Linked DNA regions of Mus musculus: region 2 is linked to region 1. A link is a loop called in an ENCODE intact Hi-C map of the cell type or tissue named here. Cell type or tissue: heart. All regions are shown on one strand. Each heading gives the region's core, and the rest is flanking DNA. Links, peaks and the distances in the headings are about the cores only.

Evidence for each region. Peaks named below come from ENCODE experiments on the same cell type or tissue, not always from the same donor. Only the 100,000 strongest peaks of a DNase experiment are listed, where the experiment ranks them.
Region 2: a loop joins it to region 1, with 6 times the contacts of the local background. A loop is called at or near these places in 2 of 42 quality-filtered maps.

The regions. Positions count from the first base shown.
Region 1 is chr10:111,972,776-111,981,210 of GRCm38, forward strand. It overlaps Krr1 (KRR1, small subunit (SSU) processome component, homolog (yeast)), which reads left to right. Exons shown (of 10, transcript NM_178610.4): 1 at 1-99; 2 at 2,710-2,882; 3 at 3,967-4,101; 4 at 4,337-4,462; 5 at 4,540-4,623; 6 at 6,316-6,372; 7 at 7,112-7,282. The coding sequence starts at 18. Among named protein-coding and RNA genes, the nearest start is that of Krr1, 4.3 kb to the left of the region's middle. In heart, for the core only: a CTCF peak has its summit at 4,988 (motif pointing right); no DNase peak of the experiment used is centred there; H3K4me3 peaks cover 1,105 bases; H3K27ac peaks cover 249 bases.
Region 2 is chr10:112,924,309-112,932,743 of GRCm38, forward strand. Atxn7l3b (ataxin 7-like 3B) reads right to left here and starts at 4,718. Exons shown (of 1, transcript NM_001033474.2): 1 at 1,120-4,718. The coding sequence starts at 4,414. The coding sequence ends at 4,121. Gm22507 (a small nuclear RNA gene) reads left to right here and starts at 7,116; the gene lies at 7,116-7,276. In heart, for the core only: a CTCF peak has its summit at 5,090; a DNase peak (open chromatin) is centred at 4,733; H3K4me3 peaks cover 2,733 bases; H3K27ac peaks cover 1,495 bases.

The DNA.
Region 1 (8,435 bases), core at 293-8,292:
CCGGAAGCAGTTTTGCGATGGCAACTTCTGCGGAGGCGCCTGCCAAAGAAGCTCAAAAACGTGACTCTCAGCCGCAGAAACAGAAGCGTGAGACCCAAGGTGAGGCAGTGCGAGACCCGAAGCCCGGAGCTGGCGGATCTCGAAGCATCTTTGTCTCTTTCTTTGGCCGCGCACTTGGGTTGAGCCTCTTTTAGGCTGTGCAGTGCCTGCGGTAGCCGGGGTAGCCGAGGGTTGCGGGTGTTGATGGCTGCGCCGGCCACGTGCAGCTAACGCAGTGTTTTTGCCAGCGACCGTCCCTGGCAAGTGTACCCGATGCGCCTTCTGTCCCCGGTAAAAGTGTGAGGACTCAGAGATTGTGGAAGGCGCGGCAGTTCTGCCTTGAGCTTTGGGGAGGGGAGGTTGAGAGGATGCGGATCAGGATCAGGTGGGAGAATCTTCGTGTCCTGCGAGCGCCGATGGTGATGAGGGAGGCGGACGGGGAAAGGTGGGGACGGAGCTCAATGGGAAGTTTTGTCAGAACTTTTATCTGATTATTAAGTTGCTAAATGACACAGCTCTCAGTCTTTAGCTCTAACCCCTAGTTTGATTTTTGGCTGCTCTAGTTTGATTGCTTCTTTCCGTTTTGATGAGAGTTTGGTTTTTACCTACCTTCAATTTAAAAAGAAAAATTTTTTTCTTTTAAAAACTAAGTACGTAAAATACGGCAGGGACTATAGACACCGGTAAAAGCTTCAAACCAACGCTTGAGGAATTGACAGGATGAGTAGACCATCTTCCTCAAGTTATCCATGTGCCAATCACAGATGCTATATAGCTTCCTTTCTGGTACCCGGAGTAATTCGTTCGAGCTTTCTGTCACCTATCTACAGCTATTATGATTTTTAACAAAACGCTTCGATTTTTGTCTCCTTTTGAATCATAGGAGAATGAATGGAGCTGTGTACTCTATGTATGTTGTCTGTGTCTTTAGCTTCTGATTCTTTACGATGCTGTGTAATATTTAAATTCCGTCGTTGGCGGACATTTGAGCTCTGCCTTCAGCTTGCTCTTGTAAGCACCTTTGTGCATGTCTTCTGGTAATGCCTCAGGGTCTCTGTAGGAATTTAGGATTGGAAACTCAATTGCAGGGTATCTTCAAGTTATGCTAATGCTACCGGAAGGAGCTGTGCCAGGTTTTTTTCTGTTTTAGGAAAGGTTTGTTTACGTTCAAAGCGTGAGGGTATAGTCAACCATGGAGGGGAAACTGGGCCAGCACAACTCTAATAGTTGAGATTGCTCATCGATCTAAATTTACAGTGATTTTTTTTGTTGTTGTTGTGTTTTGATTTTGAGGTCCTGGATGTACTTATATAGCTAGACTTTCACCCTAACCTAATAAGCAAGTGATATTCTTGGTCCTAAGTGGCCTTAGTTCCCTTCCCTTTCCTCTACTAGGGTTCACACATTCTGTCTTAGGAAGGTTTAACCCTGGGCCTGAGTTTGCTTGCTTGCTTTTTGTTTTGTTTTGTTTTGTTTTGTTTTTGTTTTTGTTTTTTTTTTTTTTTTGTTTTTCGAGACAGGGTTTCTCTGTGTAGCCCTGGCTGTCCTGGAACTCACTTTGTAGACCAGGCTGGCCTCGAACTCAGAAATCCACCTGCCTCTGCCTCCCAAGTGCTGGGATTAGAGGCGTGTGCCACAACCGCCCATGTTCCCAGTTTTTATAGGATTTTAGTTTGCAGTTTTTAAAAAGAAGGTATTGGAGAATGAGTGGTTTATGAGGACCCATTGTCAGGAGTTTGAACCAGAAGTGGCAGAGTGAGTGGAAGTAGAAAGTACATTTTCTTACCTGTGGCTAATAACGTGGGCCAAGGGCCTGCCTTTCAGACCTCGGTGGTTTAAGGACAGGATGACGTTTAAGCACAGATCTCTGGGCCTCACCCCAGAGATGCAGATTCACTCTGCCTGAGATGGAGCCCCAGATGGCCTTGCCCACAAACTCCCACAGGTGTGCTGACGCTGCAAGATCAAGGATGGTTCTCTTCGGGTAGAGTTAACGTGTAGCTATTGGATTTGAGGGGTTTCTAAAGTTCTGGGACAGGGAGTTTTGAGAAGTGAAGCAGGCTCTCCAGAGGTGATCTCATAGTTGTCAGGATTTTAGGCCATTTCAGCATTTGTCCTTCTGGCCTGTCACTCCTTTTGGTTTGAATATCTTCTATAAAGTAGAAATAGTAATAGTGGCTTTCTTTTATTGATGAAAGGTGTGTATAAAGCTCTTTGGAAATCCTAAAATTGTATTACAGTGGCTGTTAATTGACATTGTACACCAGAATCCATTTTTAGGAATTTTTTACACACACAGACATGTGGGGGTGGGGGTAGGACTGTACCAAGAAAGTCAGAAAGGCTATTAATAATAAGGGATAAAAGTGATAAGGTGTTTGAACCACTTTATTGTGCAGTGAAAGTGTCTTAGTAATTGCTGTCTACCGGTGCATCCCAGTTAGAGTGGGTACAGGGAAAGCATCCTTGTGATGAGGCAACTGCAATGTATTCAGATGATCCTATTACAGCATCATGATGATGATGGGGCCGTGGTCATGATGCTGAATAATGTAACAACCAGGGATGCGGATATGAAACAATGCATTGGTGATCTTCTGAAGATGTGCATAGAGTGCGCACGTGTGTGAAGGACCATTCCATGTGATGTGTGAATTCTTTCCTCTGTAGATGAGGCGGAGCTCCTCACTGTCCCTGATGGTTGGAAGGAACCAGCTTTTTCCAAAGAGGACAATCCCAGAGGACTCTTGGAGGAGAGCAGCTTCGCAACCTTGTTCCCGAAATACCGCGAGGCTTACCTGAAGGAGTGCTGGCCGCTGGTGCAGAAGGCCTTGAATGAGCATGTACGCCTGCTTTAAACAGTTCCTTTCAGAGCTTTGTGTGTGCTGGTGGATTTTGGTTTTAGAAATGCCAACATAGCTGCTTAATTTGGTTCCTTTAGTATTTAAAAGAATCTAGGTCACCTTTATTCTTAGAGTTCATTCATTTTTAATTTTGTGCATAATTAAAGTATTTTGAGAAATACCTGTCCTCTTAATAGTTTAGAGGTTCCTCAAGCCATCTAGGATTACCTGTTCCATCCACAACTCCAAATGCCTTTCGTAGGCAGTGGTGGTAATCATGTACTCGTGTACCTGGCCAGTTTTAGCCAAGCCATGTTTCAGAGTTTATTTTAAACAACACTCGCTGGTGCACCCAGCTTTTCCATGTTTGCTCCCTGCCGCCAAGTCTCCAGAGTGCTGGTGTTGAAATGTTCATTGCTCACCCACCGTGATGCAGGATTCTTCTGAATGTGTCACAAGGCAGAAAAGAGCCTTTTGCTTTGCTCTGTTAAAATCCAGTTCTTGGGGCTGTGGAGCTCACACAGTTGGTGAAGTGCTTGTAATGCCAGCCTCAGGCCTGGAGCTCCATCCTCAGACCCTGTGTAAGCAGCCAGGTATGGAGGCAGAAGACCCAGGACTCACGGGCTAGCCGACAGCTAATTTGGTGAGCTCCAAGCAGTGCCTAGGGAGTGACACTGAGAGCCGACCCCTGGCCTCCACGTGTGCATGTGCTCGAATGTGCACTCTCCCTCCTCCCTCATGTGGTTCTTGTTCTTGAGAGTTAGTGCTCACTTTTGCTAACTATTGCTTTGTAAACCTGTCATAATTTGTTTTGTATTTAGTCCCTTAACCAAGTAGAAAGAGATTAAAAAGGAAAATTCATTTCTCGGTCTTGGGTTACAATTGCTTCAGTTTCTTACATCCTGTCAAGTGTGAAATTAATCAAGTATTCATCATTTGTATTTAACGGCCCAGCTGATTCCAGGAGGGAGTTGAGAGGCTTTGGAAGTTAGCTGATGGGCACAGAGGTTCTTAGTTTGGTTGGGGTCGACTCTATAATGATCTACAACTGAACCCATTTTGGGTTCTTTCCTTGTTTTTGTAGCATGTTAAAGCAACGCTGGACTTGATCGAGGGTAGCATGACTGTTTGTACAACAAAGAAGACGTTTGACCCTTACATCATCATTAGGGCCCGAGACCTAATAAAGCTCTTGGCCAGGAGCGTTTCCTTTGAACAGGTGTGTCTGGGCCAGGGGGATTAACTTGGTGAGCTCTGGGCCAGTGAGAGACTCTGCTCACAAAAACAAAGCGGGCAGGGTCTCAGGGAAGCAAGGGAGCGTGTTCCCCAGCCTGTGATGCTGCGTCTTTCCATCTGCCCACCTCCCTCCTCCCAGCGTCCATGCTTGTGCTTGCATTTTAGTAGCCTGGGGTTGGAAAAGAAAAATGCTGATGCTTTTTCCCTTCTCCTAAAAGGCAGTACGGATACTTCAGGATGATGTTGCGTGTGACATCATTAAAATCGGCTCTCTAGTGAGAAATAAAGAGAGGTTTGTGAAGAGAAGACAGCGGCTTATTGGTCCCAAAGGATCCACCTTGAAGGTACTTGTCGTTAAGGGGCGTGGGCACCTCTCGCTTACTCTCTGAGCACTGAGTCTGATCTTGCTCTTCTGCCTCAGGCACTGGAGCTCCTGACAAACTGCTACGTCATGGTTCAGGGGAACACGGTCTCAGCCATCGGACCTTTCAGTGGCCTCAAAGAGGTGAGAGCTAGGACCCGACACTTCCACCAGACACACATGAAATAACTAATGTGGTTGTCACATAAGTGTTCATCGGGTAATGTCTTCTAATCGTTTCGTATTTTTAGAATGTGCTTTGGTTTCTAAGTTGTAAATAGTTTGCTATGTAACTTGAGGGCGTCATCACTTCCTAGAATCTCAGGTGCTTTGGGCAACCTTTGACAGCTGTGGAGACGTGCGGTTCCCAGTTAGGTGTATGTATCAGCATCCTTCCCACTGTAAGACCTCAGAGGAAGTTCAGATCCAAGTAGCTCACCTTGCAATCCACACATGGTGTCAGCATCTGGATACTGAGCCAAGGTCCTGGTAGTGCAGTAACGCGTGCAACCAGTAGAGGTCAGCCTTTACAACCTTTCCCTTTAAACCACTGGATCTTTTGGTTTAGTGTTTTTTGTAGACATCTCTGCACCTTCTCAGATGTTGTGAGAACACCCATGGGACATAGCTTCCTGTCAGGTCCTGTTCTTACCGTGTTGAGCTGGATCTGCCTGTGTGGTTTGCCTCCCTCTTGGAATTCCCTTAGTAGGCATTCTGATGGCTTCTCTCTCATAAATTACCTACTCTTTTCTAGTGGAGCAATAATAACATCAAATACTTTACAGTTTTACATGTTTGGAAATATGGTACTTAATTCTTACAGTAGATCTGAGATATGGTTTTATCTCCATTTTACAGATATAAAGCTGAAATAGGAATATTAATCGACTCTTACGTGATGTGGTAGTCCCAGGGTTATTATTTATTATTATAATAACAATTACTATTTTTGCAGTGCTGGAAATCAAACCCAAAGCCTTGTGCACAATAGGCAAGCTCTCTCCTGCTGAGCTGTAGCCCCTATGCCAGGATTTGAACCCTCGTCTTTTGACTCTAAATCCAGCTGTCTTGCCCTAATCAGTAGTACCTGTAGGGCCTTGGGTACTTTGTTAGTTATTTACTGTATGGTCATAGTCATGAGACATGCTTTGTTTGAAACAGTTGACTGCTGTCACAGAAGATGGAGAAACCACTGAGAACAGTTAAAGTGTATCTGGTGTGGCCATAGACACTGATTCATGGGATCTGGTGTGGCCATAGACTCTGATTCATGGGATCCAGCGTGGCCATAGACTCTGATTCATGGGATCCAGTGTGGCCATAGACACTGATTCATGGGATCTGGTGTGGCCATAGACTCTGATTCATGGGATCTGGTGTGGCCATAGACTCTGATTCATGGGATCCAGTGTGGCCATAGACTCTGATTCATGGGATCTGGTGTGGCCATAGACACTGATTCATGGGATCCGGTGTGGCCATAGACACTGATTCACGGGATCCGGTGTGGCCATAGGCTCTGATTCATGGGATCCAGTGTGGCCATAGACTCTGATTCATGGGATCCGGTGTGGCCATAGACACTGATTCATGGGATCCGGTGTGGCCATAGACTCTGATTCATGGGATCCGGTGTGGCCATAGACTCTGATTCATGGGATCCGGTGTGGCCATAGACACTGATTCATGGGATCCGGTGTGGCCATAGACTCTGATTCATGGGATCCGGTGTGGCCATAGACACTGATTCACAGGAGAGTTTACAGGAGCTTACCCCTCTTCTGTCCAGTCTGTTGAAATCTTTGTGACCGCTTCATTTTTCTTTGTAAATTGCAGGTTCGAAAAGTAGTCCTTGATACCATGAAGAATATCCATCCAATTTATAACATTAAAGTGAGTCTTGTTTATACATTATTAATTAGTGATTGTCAGAGTTCTACTTCACAAACTGAAAATTAAATATTGTATGAAAATGTAATATGTAGAGAATTGGGGATAAAATTTGTCCCACCACTCTCTACCCTGGCCCTCTTTGGAGATTGTATCTCCCTCGTAAAATCTATGGAAAGAGACCCTGTCCTTCATTGTAGCATTCCAGTGCAGTGAAGAGAGGCCGCTCAGGACTGAGGATAGGCGGCATCAGTAGATTTTCTGCCTGTGTCAAAGTCTGGACTCTCAGGTTGCATGAAAGCTTCCTTTGGGAGTTAATGCTTGCACCGTGTGTGGGGAGACACTGATGCAGCCATAGTGTTGATGGGTGCTTGTGGGGGATGCGCTGACATTTCAGGAAGCTGCGGGTAAAAGTGATTTTAAATTCCTGGGACTTAGGATACCTCAGTTGCTACTGAAGGCTTCCCACTCACTGGAAGCAACAGCTAACTAAGCACCAACTCCCCCTGTTATTTAGTGGACGATGGCAGGGAAGCTGGGCTTCGCTTTCATATGATGTCTTCGTTTGATCTAGACTTAGAGTTTCTGGTATTTGGCTGGTTGTGCAGGCTTAGTTTCGTTGCAGTTGGTTTCATTCTGAACACGAGAAGCTTGTCCTTACTTTTAGAAGCAATGTGATGATGATGATGATAATGTATGAATTTTAAAATACATAGTTTTATTTATATGTATGTGCCTAAAGACCTTGATGATTAAACGGGAGTTGGCAAAAGATTCCGAGTTACGATCACAAAGTTGGGAAAGATTTTTGCCACAGTTCAAGCACAAAAATGTGAATAAACGCAAGGAACCGAAGAAGAAGAGTGTCAAGAAGGAGTACACGCCCTTCCCGCCCCCACAGCCAGAGAGTCAGGTCAGTGGCCAGCGGCGAATGCTGGGTGCGGGTGAAACTGCAGTATCCTGGGTTTGGAAACACTAGAGTTTGGGTTGGCTGTGGGTGTGCATGTGTTAGGACGTGAGAACTTGATAGCAAGGGTCGGGGAGTGGGCATCCCGTTGTGAGTAAACTGTGTTGGGGGAGGGGGTGTCAGGCAGCCAGGACCATGAAGCTAAAAGCTGCCTAGGGGTTTCACATTTTGACCACGTACTGTAAAGTCTTACCTCCACATGCATTTGTTGCCGTAGCTGTGAGCTGCAGGTTCCTTCCTTGTTTGTCAGCTGTCTTCTGGTCCTCTCCTTCACACACACAGCCAGGAGCCCCTCTCCTCTCCGCCTCTCTTTCTCATATGAACATTCTTTAGCCACACCCTCCCAGGAAAACTCAAATTAGAGTTAGGCAAAAAAATTAAAGTGGAGAAATTGGATTAAATTCACTAAAAGTTTGTGTCTCCAACTTCTGCTAGGCCTTAACTACGTTGCAGTCCTTTGTGTCCCCTTTCTGTTCCGTCCCACACCCGGCAGATCCCAGCATTGTACAGCTCTGGAATATTTGAGGTCATCAGAAAAGAGTTCCTTAGACTTCTCCTTGTCTCGCATTTCCTGACCCATGTAAAGTCTCTTTTTGTGCTTGAGTTGGAGTTCCACTTCTCTGGGATCTGGTTTGACTCTTCCCTTCTTTGCCTGTATCTCACAGTACTCAGTCTTTACTATGTTGTTTCTCATTTAAACATAAACCGTTTTCTGCCCACCGTCTTCCCTTCCTCATTGACCTGTGCTTGGGGTTTCAGGGAAACCCTTAAGGCCAGTGGCTGGGGCAGGGGTGTTAGTGAGAATGGTGTTCGTAGCAGTGGACATGCCCAGCAGTGGCATCATCTGTTCTGGGAAGGAAGGAGAGTGGGAGCCAAAGGAGCACCATTACATATCAGGGTTGTACCCTGCTCTTTATACATCTACAGCTCCTTGCTAAGTCAGGGATTGTGACTAAAGATCTGTCCTTCCATATGAACTTAGGATTGTCTCTTCCCATCTGTGAAGAACAGTAATTGCATTGACTATAGTTTGCTGTCGGTGACGTGGACATTCATCACTATTAATTCCTTGAATCCATTGACAGGGAAGATCTTTCCA
Region 2 (8,435 bases), core at 258-8,257, 950 kb after region 1:
TGACACTGTGTTAAACTTTTCAGCGTTAATGTGAAACATTGTTTGTTTCACATTGTGTTTAAAAGCAGGTAGATACCAGCTCTTTACTTGTTAAATGAACAAAACAGATATGGACAACTCAGGTTCAGAGGGCAGTTATCATTAATGCCTGCAGAGCAAGTTTTCCTGAATCCATACTTCAAATAACTTGAAATTACTAAATCCAGCAGAGCTATGAACTATTTGATATCCTTTCTAACAATAAAGATACTACCTATAGGACATAGTTGGTCTTTTGTCATTTTAGAAAACAAAGGACTATATTAAATCTAATTCTACAAAATAGGATGTCTGCATCAAGTAATTTAAATAAAATGTTATGGTAGATTCCCATATAGATTTCACTTAATAGAAATTTAAGGAAAATCGAGATTTATTTTTAGGACTTTGTATAGTAAACTTGTCACATGCTCTTTAACAGAGCCTTCCCATTTTCTTTTAAAACAATTTCTCAACAGATTTGACTGTAGGTCTTAGGTGGCCAATTGCATTTAATTACAACTCATGATCATGGAAAAGAAGGCTATTTGGAGTATTCAACTAGAAGTTTCCTACTCTGGTACTTTCCCATGCCTTCTGTCTTGTCTACTTCCCACCTTGAACTATGGTGACTTTGGACAGAACTAAATTTTATGTACAATTCCTAGGAAATGCTCAAACTGTAGATTACAATTAAGAGATGTTATTCAAAAGCAAACAAAAACCCTAAAGGAGTGGGACAAACTAAGGGACAGTAGGTAGGAAGCATTTTCTGCTACTTAACATTTGTCAAGTTAGTTTGATGATGACGTATATACTATAACAAATTTTGTACAAGTTAAACTACTACAATGCACCATTATTAGTAGCCCGGACTATATTTTACTGTCTTCTTACCTCATATGAAAAAGGGAACTTTATGTACTTTTTTCTTTAATAGACAGCCAAATTTGAAGGATTATATGAGAAATAAAAGCTAGACAGAGTTCCTCTGTGGATTTTGATGTACCTCCCATTCAAGTACCTAGATTCAAGAGTGGTAAAATATTTTGCTATGCCAACAACCCCTGGGAAACATGCCATTAAGAAGATGAGTCAAAATATTTCTTTTAAATTTTATTATCATTTAGCAATGGGAAAATGCAATTTATTTACACCAGCAGCCATATGGGCAGGGGGAACACAAGAGTTAATTAGCTATTTGTATAGGACGGATTACTTATTAAAAAATAAGAATCTCCAAAACAAAGGACAGTGGTGAATTTCAAACTACCCTCCCCCAATGATCCCAGCATGCGATAATGCCAGGTAGTGGCCCCTGGGCATGCGATGGTGGGAACTAATTTACTGAAGAAAAAAGCACAAACCACAGAAAATGTAAAGAACCCCTTCCCCCTATACACACACTCAGATACATAATAGGATTACTGGTTGGTCAATACAATGAACAGAAGAGGAAGGATAGGATTCTGCTGTTACAGGAGGGCAGGGGAAGGGGAGGGCTCCTAACCACTGTCAACTATATGCTGGAGAACATTTGCTCCCAAAAAAGTAGTTTGTTCCCTCAGGGCAATAATAGCTGGACTGAACCCACCTTTTATCTACACAGAGTGGGGAGCTACAGCCCTAATGAAAATGTTGGAGACAGAAAACAAAAGCAGTAACAAGAAGGGAAGTAATATGAGCAAACCCATTACCCCAAACTACTACCCACATCTTTATGTTCTAACCAGAAAAGGCAAGAAAACTAAAGTCACATTTGAGCTCCCTATCTGAAGGCAAGAGTGAGTGGGCCATGGCCTTTCTCCCTTTCATGTTTCCCAAGTACTTTATATAAGCAGGAATCTCACACTGCTTTTTTGTTTTTCCACAATTCACTGAAGGTTTTTAAAGAACTCATGTAGCAAGGTATCTTTTAAGTATTTTTTAGCTCCTGCCAAGGTTTTACTCACGTTCTCAAAATTCTTGGACTAAGGATCCAAACTGTAACTAGGCCCCAACCCTGAGCTGCAAAACTCTGAGAAGGCAACAACAGACAGTCTCAAGGCTCAAGCACTATAATTGCCTCAACTCTTTGAGTATAATCCAAATTAGTCCACACACTTCAAATAGCTCCTGGGAGAAGGAAGATACATACACAATAGGATTAGAAATGTGGAGCAGAACCAACTCCTTCCTTGTGTATGCCAGCATTCCTGGCTCTGCAGTAAGTCCTAAGAGGCCGTATCCAAGTAGCAATGGGAAGAAAGAACTCATGACAGGCAGGGAGATATACTAGCAAGGCAGCCTTATATAAGAGAAACACTTAGACATGACACTGCCTTGTAAATTTAAAAAAAGGTTGTTTTTTTTTTTTTTTTTTTTTTTTGTTATTTTCCCATTCCAATCCAAACAGAGGGAGCCATGAGAGATTCTCCTCTAAGGCTTCCATAAAAACAGGTAAAACAAAACAACATAAAAATTTAAAGTTAGAAAACGAAAACGACAACAAAAGGAAAAAGGAAACTTGTGTAGGCTTCGGAGGAGCAGCACTGGAAGATGAGCTGAAATTGGTCGAGAGAAAACCTAGTGTGGCAAGCAGCACCTGGAATCATGAGCTGCACCAGAGAGGCAGTGGAGCAGTGACAGGAACATGGCCAAGCCAGACAGATGAGGCTGGACCCTTTACTGGGGCACAGAATGAGGTAAGAAAACATTTCAAATAAAGCAGCACCTTTCTTTTCTGCTCACCTCAGGACTCCCACCCTCCATAACCCCCCATTTTAGGGACTGAAACAGACCAGTTTTGATATGCCACTCACTTCCCCTTTACTTCTAACCCTGCCTCCAACTTTCCATCAAGAAATATACAGCCCCTGCTGGAAGGAGGTTCTGAGGACCAAGTGATGAACTGCTGTTTGTGAGGGCAGAGAAGGTGGAGACAGTCTCAATCAGCACAGCAGAGGTCTGACTGCCCAGTTGATGAAGGAATTCTGCAACCATACCAGGTAAACCAGGCCTGTTTCAGGGCTCTTAGCATTAAACTCATTCACATTATTGAAGGCAGATGGAAAAAAGTTCCCTCCTGGCTCAATTTTTAAACAGCCTCCTGCTCTGCCATGATGTCCTTCTGTAGGTCAGTGGTACCACTGGAGGGCAGCGACCTGTCATAATGATCAAGTCAGACCCATGGGCTGGTTACATCACCAGTAACTCAAAAGTAGGAAAAAACCGTCCCACCAAACTTATGTCCGCAGTATGTAATTCAAGACATGAGTCTTCCAGTTGGACATGATGTGCAGTCGCGGAGGTACACTTCATCCTCATAGCATCAAAAGAAAATCTTCAGCTGTTTGAAAACCACCTTGTCCTTTGCCAAACCTTTGCCACTCAGTAGGATGGAAAGACAGGTCTTCTGATGAGCCAAAGGCAAGGCCTTGTCCCCACAAAATGCTGGACCTTTGGAAAACAGGTGATTTGGAACTTCTTGAAGACAAGGGCACAAGGGCTTCCCATCGAATTCAAACGGGAATATTAATATTTTTAGTATTTAAGTCACATACCTGACTTCTATTTGTATCAAAGAGGCCCAATTGGAGGCTTAGAAATCAGAGGAGCAGTCCACCGAAGCTGACTGATCAGGGCCTGACCATCAACACCATCTAAAACTTCGAAGGAGGCCCATGACATCAGGCAGATGCAGAATCTGAGAAACAAATAGAATTGTATAGGCTGGGTACACAGCTGCTCACCTGTGTACCGAGGACAGTTCAGGGTCCTTGCACATCCACATGTATTTTATACAGCTCAAAATACAGCACGACGCCTCTGGACCTTCTTCTGCCCAGGATTTCAGAGCTGGCATGGGAGACCCTTTCAAATGGACCGGGATTCCTAAATTCTCCTCTTTGGGTGTTTTGTTCGTTTTACGCCTTCTCGGTTTTTTTTTTTTTTGTATTTTAATGCTAAGATCTTGAAGGGGGGTAAATGGGACTTTTGTTTGCTTTTCCTTTATTTGTTGATTTAATTTTTTTTCTCTCCAACTTAGCTTATTCCTCCAAAGCCACGGGGACCAGTCTCTATTATTGTCCTGGTCACTGTGTCGCCCTCTCTCAGGTGGTGACTACTGGAATTCCGGAGGTGAACGCTGCAGCTCCGTCTGGGGCCCGTCCCCGGGATCCCCAGGAAGGGAGCAGAGCGGGAGGCGGCACGCGCCTTTGTCCTCCACTGGCTGGATGCCGAAATCCTTCACGCTCCCAGTGTCTGCAAACTCCAGGTAGAAGTAGCCACACTTGACCGCCCGGTGCACCTCAAAGCAGAAGCCCAGGCAGGAATCCTCTATCAGGTCTACATAGATCTCCTGGGCGATGGCCTCCAGCTTGTTAGTATCCAGGTTGGCCAACGAAATCTCCTCCATCTTAACCGGCAAGCGACCGTGCGGAGGGCGCTGGCTTTACTCACGGCACACTCGGGCTCCGCTAGGCCTGCAAGGCCTCTCCGGGCCTCGTCCTCCGGGACGGCAACGGCGACGACGGCGGCGTCCGCGGCGACAGCAACCGCCGCTCCGGAGCCCCAACGCTCGCTCGGCTGCGACGATCACCCAAGTTCGGGATTCTGAGCTGCACCCGAGCCCGGCTCGCCGCGAAAACCGTCTCGGCGCCTCACCCAGCCGTTCGGGCCTCTTCCTCTCGCTGACAGTCTGGGCCCGCCCCCCCACTTCCGCCCGGTGCTGCGCCTGCGCACTGGCTCCGCGCGGAGGCTGGGCTTGGGCTCGGGCTCTGGCGCAGTTCGCTGGCCTGGGAGCACTGTTGGTCTGTGCGAGCCAGTGGCGACAACTGGCATTCCTGCCTGTGTCTTTTTCTCTCTCCCGGTTCATAAAATGTTATCGACGATGCTATGGTATTTTGTTTAGGGCTTTAAACGTTCACTAATGCGTTCACCTGTGTTTCAATGATTTCTTACGTAAAAGGAGGAATAATAATTACTTGTCCAGTTGTGTAATCAATCGAATAATGATTTCAGGCATGTTTATCCACATACGACTGAAAATTTGACGTACAGGATTGGCTTGCAGTAATTTACAGTACTGCCGCAGTTGTCATTTAAATCCACTAGATGATGCAAGGAAACAAATTGCCCTATAGTTTATCTTTGAGGCTTTCTTTGAATGAAAACAACTAGAATCCTGACACTAAAGGCATAATTCAAATATATTGATCAAATAAACCTAAGGCATTTATCTCACTTATAAGACCATTAAGTCAGCGTGACTGTAAAGAAATGATTATATACGTCTCCAAATGTGCTACAAGATAAAAATGATGTGCGCTTAGTTTGGGGGAGGCAAAGAGGAGGGGGAAGACTTTCCTAAAGTTACACTGCTTTCACTGTGAGAACTGGAACCGTCCCACCAAATCCTCTGCAGCCAGCTCCTAACAACTTTTCTCATTTGACTCAAGCAAGTCCTTATTCTGTCACTGATAAAACACACTACTAACCACAATGGATCAGAAGATGCTAGCTAGCTATTCCTAAAAAGATTAGTTGTGAATTCAAACATAAGGAAATCACTGTATTCTTTCTTTACTTTTTTCTTTCTTGTTCATTATTTGATCCTCCTCTGCAACTGCTCTACTTTTGCAATTTATCAGAAAGAACTGTGGCTAAGGAAAAACTCAAATCCTCCTTTATAGCTTTCTTATGCAAGATTTCCAGATTAGAGAAAAGCATAAGATGATCATATTTTCCTCAGTACAGAATTACCTTACACTGATTGATTTAGAGTGCAAACTATTTGTAAACAACTGTATTTTCTAGTTGTCTATTTAATTAATTTAGATCTCACAAATTGGCAGATACAAATCATTTAGCTTATGCTACTTAATTTTTTTCTGCCCAGAGTTCTTTTTTTTTAATTTAAAAAAAGACAGAACTTTAAAAAAATTGGACTTTTGTATAATCTAGATGTTCTAGATTCAAAAAATTAACGTATTGACACATTGTGGGATCTGGACATACAATAAACCATGTAATGTTTAAGAGTACATGTTACTGAATCAGACTGCCTCCTACAGTAGATGCCTATGCGAATCTTGTATTGGGATCTGTTTTCTTGACATTTCAGGAATAGGTGTCATCACATAGTTTTGTAGTGAGACACATAGCAATACGTATAAGAATTTTCACATGGTGCTTGCATGATGTATACAGTGGTACAGACTGCCTAGTTAGATAAAGAAAATATAGTTAGGACTTCAAGCATCTTTGCTTTAAACTCTTTCCTCTTCAAACTAAGTGTAAAACTCTACTTTCCAGGTCTAGTACAAATTCAGAGACATTTGTGAAGTTTAGACTTTTTTCTGCAGGTCTTGGTTTGGGTCTGACTGTCTAGCTTCATGTCTAGCATGCTTTGACATTTGCTGGTGCTAACACATTTATTGCCAAACAAAAGTTCTTATTAACAGACAACTGTCCTTTGTCATTATCGATGTATAATTTGTTCATGCCAGGTCATTGAAAAATCTTTGTTCCCTTAATTTGACAAAACAAATAGGAGATTGTTTTTCTTAATCTTATACTGTGGGAGTTGGAAACTGTCTTGTATTTATCTAATACATTTAGTACAGTTCAATAAAAATTATTTCAAAGTATATGTGCTTTTATGTTCATAGAAATTCAAATAATGATAATTCTATTTACTCTGACTAAACAGTATTGTTTTGAAAATCTGTAGTCTAACTCCCATTTTGTCTTCTATTTGTATCACTAAATTGTCTTAATATGAATTGAAATATACTGGAGATTTCATTTATTTTTCTAAAAAATAAATGAGAAATTTATTGGTGATCTTAATGGAGTGTTGAATGTACTATATTTATTAATATTTAGTTCATTTTCTAAGTGCAATGCAGATAATATGGAGTACTTCATCATAAGTGGCCTTAAAGTATATGCATTAAAATAAGTAGTGCGCCAAAGGAATACCATCATTTTTCAACTATCTTTGACTTTTTTTTCTCCCCCTTAAACAATGTGTGCAATGGGAGAAGCCACTCTTTTAAAGAGGAAAACATTTGCATTCTTATATAAACATATTTATAAACATAGCCATATATTTGATACTTACTTGGCAGGGGAGATAGCATGATCGAGAAGACGTTTTCAGGGTGGGAGCTCATCACTGTACTTGGGATATTTTGGTACCTTTGGCTTCCCCAAATGGGAGAAACCAACAGCATAATTAGTGGTGGTAGGAACTGTGCTTGTGGTCTGCTCTGTAAATTAAACAAGAAAACACATATATTTTGGGTATGTCACTTTTGTATGCACAGAAAATAGAGACAAATGAGGCAGCAGAATGCATCCCAAAGTCAACTCATCCAGTTGCCAGTCATGTTCTAGAGTTATTTGTCAGAGAACATGTTTGTATGTGCAGGTTTATGCTTTAAAACTGTTTGTAATGAGATTGTGCATTTCTTCAGGGTTTCATGTCAGTCTTAAAAATCAAATAACTACTGAAACATTTTTAATTGTTTAATTTACACTCTAATTGTTGCCCTCCTTCCCAGCCCCCCCCCAAGAGTTCTTCACCCCCGTCCCCCGTCCCCTTTGCCTCTGAGCGTGTACTCCCCTCCCACCCCACCAACCCCCTCCCCCCACACCCATGTACCCCCATCTCATACCTCTTCTACTGAGACCAGACAAGGTAGTCCTCTGCTACGTATGTGCAAGGGGCCATGCATGGCCTTTGGTTGGTGGCTTAGTCTCTGGGAACTGCCAGGGGACAGAGAGGGTTAGGTGATACTGTTGGTCTTCCTATGCGGTTGCCACCCTCTTCAGCTCCTTCAGTTCTCCTCCTGACTCTTCATTGGGGAGCTCTTCCTGATCTCTGTCTTTGGTTGTAAGTATCTGCGTTTGTCTCAGTCAGCTGCTGGTAGAGTCTCTCAGAGGACAGTCATGCTAGGCTCCTGTCTGCAAGCACAACATGGCATCATTAATAAGTGTCAGGGTTTAACTTGGGGAGGTATACAAGGAAGCACAGAATTTTATGCTTCCTGTTTGGATTTAAGGATCGGCACCAAAAACATAATATAGAAACTTAGTTTTCTAGAAAAATCTAGAAATTACTTGTGTTTTGGCAATCAGAATGTGCCAACTGTTAATAGAAACCTAAAAAAAATCCATATATTTTCAAATACATACCTGCATTGAAATAGTAAAAATAGTTTGTGCACATTAACCTTTTACCCAGAGCTATATGTTGACAATTATCGCACTTTTGATCTATTTGTTTTCCTTTAAAGTTTCTTTTCCAGAAGCAAGTCTGAATTAGTGTGTACTGCACAATCTAACAGTAAGTTGCAAACAGGTTTTATCATTTCTAAGTCTTTCATTGCTCAGATACTTTAAGAAAGATGCATTCTTTCACATTATCACCA